Linked DNA regions of Mus musculus: region 1 is linked to region 2. Evidence: chromatin loops called from intact Hi-C (ENCODE). Cell type or tissue: heart. All regions are shown on one strand. Region 1 has its middle 12 kb from the start of 2410004B18Rik. Region 2 overlaps Wdr63 (WD repeat domain 63).

The links. Hi-C counts contacts between places; a loop is a spot of excess contacts. Peaks named below come from ENCODE experiments on the same cell type or tissue, not always from the same donor. Only the 100,000 strongest peaks of a DNase experiment are listed, where the experiment ranks them.
Region 1: a loop joins it to region 2, with 4 times the contacts of the local background. A loop is called at or near these places in 24 of 42 quality-filtered maps.

Annotation. Positions count from the first base shown.
Region 1 is chr3:145,949,108-145,951,607 of GRCm38, reverse strand. No RefSeq gene overlaps it. Among named protein-coding and RNA genes, the nearest start is that of 2410004B18Rik, 12 kb to the right of the region's middle. In heart, a CTCF peak has its summit at 1,430; DNase peaks (open chromatin) are centred at 57 and 1,347; H3K4me3 peaks cover 784 bases; H3K27ac peaks cover 1,237 bases.
Region 2 is chr3:146,056,909-146,059,408 of GRCm38, reverse strand. All of the region lies in intron 16 of Wdr63 (WD repeat domain 63), which reads left to right. Among named protein-coding and RNA genes, the nearest start is that of Gm35409, 21 kb to the right of the region's middle. In heart, a CTCF peak has its summit at 1,017 (motif pointing left); no DNase peak of the experiment used is centred here; H3K27me3 peaks cover 135 bases.

The DNA.
Region 1 (2,500 bases), 110 kb after region 2:
GGACCCCCGGGGGGGGGGGGTCCCTTCAGGACGAATGCCTGTGACATCATTTCCTTCCACAAGGTCCTGCCTTCTAAAGGCACCACCACTTCCTGGTAATGACACAGGCTGGTGACTGAGCCTTTCAACATGTGAGCCCTTGGGGACATTTAACGTACAGTCAGAGGACAGACTGCTGTCTCCTCTCTCTCTGCAACTTCTTTTATCTTAAGTGAACTGAGGAGAAGAGAAACCCAGAGGGCTTGTCAGTGAATGAGCACTTCATGATTGTGTGGTTAAAGGGTGCTGAAAAGGGAGCCATGTTCCCGGCCTGGAAGAGTTAAACAAGCCGAGGGGGTTCAGGGCTGAAGGGGGTGCTGAGGCTGAGGCTGAGGGTCTCAGGTAGGTTGGATTTTCTATTTAGCCAAACAGTCAGGAAAATATTTTCCTAAGCCACATGCAGTGGCTGTAATCCCAGCACTGAGCTAGGATGCTTACTAAGCATTGAGAGGCTGAGGCAGGAGAATTCCTAGTTTGAGGTCAACCTGTGCTACAAAGGAAGTTTGAGGCCGTGATGAGCTACACATTGAGTCCCTGTATTAATAAAAGAGCAAATTTAAACCTATTTCACCTACTTTTATATTGTAATAATTGTGATTTTTAAGTATACACTGCTGTCCTGTAAACCAACATGATAACACTGTAATGGCAGGGAAGCCATTACAAACACACTGCTGTTTCCATTCCGGTCGGGGCAATTAAGGAGGGGCTTTTATCGCGACTTCAGTAACTGGGAGAATTTCATTCATAAGAAAATGTTTCAAAGATAAGGCAAGGGGCGGGTGAAGAAGAAAGCATCATGGGGGTTGGGGGAGGGGTCAGGAGGAAGACTCGTGCGGGTTTTATCTCTGACAGGATGGTGACTTTTGCTGTTTCCTGCCTTCAAGAGTGTTGTAGGATTTTTGTGTTTTCTAGAGACAGTTTCACTCTGTTGCGCATGCTGGCCTGGAACCTGCCCTCTAGCTCAAGCTGGCCTCAGACTCACAGTGCCCCAGCTGCTTCCCATATGAAATGCAAGGCTCTCCTGCGCTCTGCAGATGTCATAAGCCAATTAGGCAGGTGTGACAGATGCGGCCAGCTCGGAGGCGACTGAAATGTGATTCCCTGGCTAGGAGGGAGACTGGGTCCTGTTACTCCTCCTGAGAGATCCTCTCTTGGGCACTGCTTTTTAACCCTCAGACAGACTCTATCAGGAGCTGGGGCTGAGAGATTTCCTCAGCCCTTCAAACCGGGATGAGCAGGTGGCATCCTTCTGTAGGAGCGGGGAGAAGTGCCTGTACTCTCTTCTCGGGGTAGCTCAGGCTGCCTCCAGCAGCAAGGAAAACCCGGATCTAAGGGATGCTCTAGCGCTCCAGGCAGTTGCCAGTTTTTTAGCAGCCTCTAGCTCCACCTAAGGTTTGTCTCTGCTAATTGCCACCCTGTTTTAGTAAAATAAAAGTTGCGGGAGTGGAGGGGAGGGGCCGGTTTACTTGCTTTTTTTTTTTTTTTTTTTTTTTCTTCTGGAGTGTTCTTTTCACTCCAAATTTGTCTTTCCTCCATTTCAGTCATCGATTTCTATTGCCGAAAGCAAAACGACCAGGTTCTCAACGGAAGCACAGACGAGGGCCGCTTTTGAAGCGGTCTAAAAACAGGAGCATGGTTTTTGGGAAGAGCTAAAAGAGGGCCTAGAAGAAACGCCACGTTCTTGGTACAAAGAGGTAGTTTGTGGTAGGAAGCTTAACATTTAGAATTTCAAGGTGCACAGAAACATTGAAAGCGGTTATTCAAATGTAGCCTCACGAAGTTAGCTGAAGCTGGGCATAGTGGCTCATATAACCCTCAAATGGAAGAGGTGGAGGCAGGGGGATCAGGAGTTTAAGGTCATCCTCCACCAGGTACTTAGAAGACTACCTGAGCTCCATGAGACTAAGCTCGAGGTCCCGCCAACCCCCAACAGGAGAAGAAGTTAGGAGCACAAATTCAAGCCAATCAAAGAACTCTAAGCGTTTATGATTTCATGTTGAAAACTTAAAAAAGGCAAATTCATGATCAACACTCTTACCAAAGACTTAAAATGCCCACTATAGTGTTATTTATTGTGGTAAATTTTTTTGAGAAGCTTTATTGTCTGGTAACTAAATGATAAATTATGATACAATGAACTTGAATACTTGTAAATAGTTTTAAAACCATTTTGTGTGTGTGTACATGCATGTGTGTGCGCATACGTGCCCTAATCTATATATGTGCACCATAATCATGCAGGTGCCCTCAAAGTCCAGAGAAGGTGCTAGAGTCCCTGGAACAGATGGTTGTGAGCCATTCAATATTGGTGGTGGGACCAGAACCTAGGCCGTCTGCAAGAGCAGCAAGTGCTCTTAACGGCTGAGCCATCTCTCTAGCACCCCAAAAATAGATTTTTGAAAAATCCTTGCAGGACTGAAAAGGTTAAATGTTAAATAAAAGAATATTGATCTTGTCT
Region 2 (2,500 bases):
TTTTTCTTTCGTGAACTTAGGGCCTCACACATGCAAGCTGCCATGTGCAGTCTACATTCAGTCAACACGTATTTCTTACACTCCCCCCAAAGGTCCTAGGCTCTAAGAACACAGTATTGGAAAAACAGGTCTTGGGACTGGAGAGGTGGCTTAGGCCTCATGAGCACTGACCGCTCCTCTGTAGGATCCTGGTTCCGCTCACAGCGCCCGTGTCAGGTGGCTCACAACTCCCCGACTCCAGCTCCAGGGACTCTCGCTCTCTTTTGGATGTGCACATGCTCAAACACACATAATTTAAAATCAAAAATATTTTTTGAAGATAAGTCTTTTCACAGACCTAATATTCTGGTGGGACAGATAGAAAATACATTTACATGCACTTAAGGAAAAGCCTCTCGTTAAAATAAGCAGCTTATAGAACACCGTTATGTTGTCAAACATGAAAACATAGCATCCAAACATTTTCTTTTTGCACAACGTGATTTTATATATTACTCTTTTTAAAAAAGATTTATTTATTTATTTATATGAGTACACTGTCGCTTCAGACACACAAGAAGAGGGTGTTACAGATGGTTGTGAGCCACCATGTGATTGCTGGGAATTTAACTCAGGACCTCTGGAAGAGCACTTGGTGTTCTTAACTGCTGAGACATCTCTCCAGCCCCTACGTATTACTCTTAAAGAAAAGCATCTGGGATAAATCAAAATAGGAGGAGCAGACATGTTCCCAGCAAAAACACAAGCAGGCCATACAGAAATTCATGCTGCAGGCAACTCCATGGGTTCAGAAAGATCTGTGGCTTCCTGCCTCCTGTGTGAGTAACCAGCCTTAGTAATTTTATTAGACACCTGAGGTTTGGACACACTGCCAGCCGAGCACCCATTCTGGCCAGTCTCGGATCTGTTCATTAGAATGCACACATAACTTCCCTAAGACATTTTGTCTATTGATTGGGACATTTGATTGACTGGATTCCTTGGACCATGGATCACCAGCGCCTGGTGAACCTGCCCCATTTTTCTGGTACTCTGTCGCCACCTAGTGACCAAGGACTTCCCCCCACCCCCATTATTTTAGTATCCAAAATAGGTCATGGTCCCTGGACATAATCTAGTAATTTTTTTAAAGTTCTAAGTGTATTACTTTTTAATTAAAATATTCTTCATATAATATAATCATGGGTTTCCGTGCCCCAGCTCCTCCAAGATACCCCCCCCACCTCCACACCCACCCAAATCCACACCCTTGCTTTCCTATCTCATTAAAAACAAAAGCCAACTAGAACAAACCAGACTAGGAAACAAACCAACCAAGAAAAAGAAGGTGCTAAAGGTGTGTGTATTGGTGTGTGTGTGGGGGGGGGTATACAGGCATAGACACACAGAGAAATCCCACAAAAACACAAAATATGAACTCATATAAGAAGACCTGTAATGTTAAAACAAAATAAACAAAAGGCAAAGCAAAACAACACAAAACAAAAACAAAAACCCACCTAGACAACGCATAAAAAAAAGTCTCCAAAATATCCAATAACACTCTGTTGGAGAAAACTTTTTTTTTTTCACTTGTGAGCAGTTGTCAATTGGAAATAGCTTCTGGGTTGGGGATGGGAGCTTGTGTCTGCTTCCCTTGTCCGCACTGGGATCCCATCCGGCTTAGCCCTCTTCAGTCCCTGTGTGTGCTACCACAGTCTCCATGACTCCTCGCGTGTATCAGCCCTGCTGTATGTAGAAGACCTCGCTTCCTTGGGACTTAATGAGAAATCTCACTCAGAACTGAGTGTTCCACAGCCTTACACTCTGCACATTGTCCAGGGTGGGTCTTTGCGTTTGTTCCCACCTGCTGCAGGAGGAAGCTTCTCTGATGATGACTGAGCAAGACACTGATCTATGGAGAGAGCGGAATGTCATCAAGAGTGATCTTGTCCCTTTAGCAGAGCAGTAGTGTTTGTTTTCTCCCTAGGTCCCTGGCCCATCTAGTCTCGGGTTCTTGGGCAATCAAGCAGCGTCAGACACGGGTTCCATCTCATGAGGTCCACCTTAAATCTAGTCAGATAGTGACAGGTTACTACCACAACATTTGTGCTGCTACCGCACCAGCACAGCGTGCAGGCAGGGCATCACTGGTGGACTGGTTTGTAGCTGGGTTGGTGTTTACCTTTCTCCTCTTGTAGCATCCAGAGCATCTTCCAGTACCATAAAATCAGTCAGTAGGGCTGAGGGCTGTAGGTAGACACCAGCTCGACCTCTCCATGAGAAAACTGCATGTGCTTTAGTGAGGAAGGCTTTAGCCTAATAGCTTTCGAATTCTTTTAGAGCAGCCTTCAGAGACTGCCATATACTTTTTAAGCATAATGATTAAGAGTGGATTCTGGTGTTGATGGTCTGTGTTTTAAAATCTAGTTTATTATTTGACCAAATAAGTGATTGTGCCTCTTTATGCCTTACCTTATCTCTATCCTGTCTGGGGGGAAAAGGTGAGAAGATAACAGAG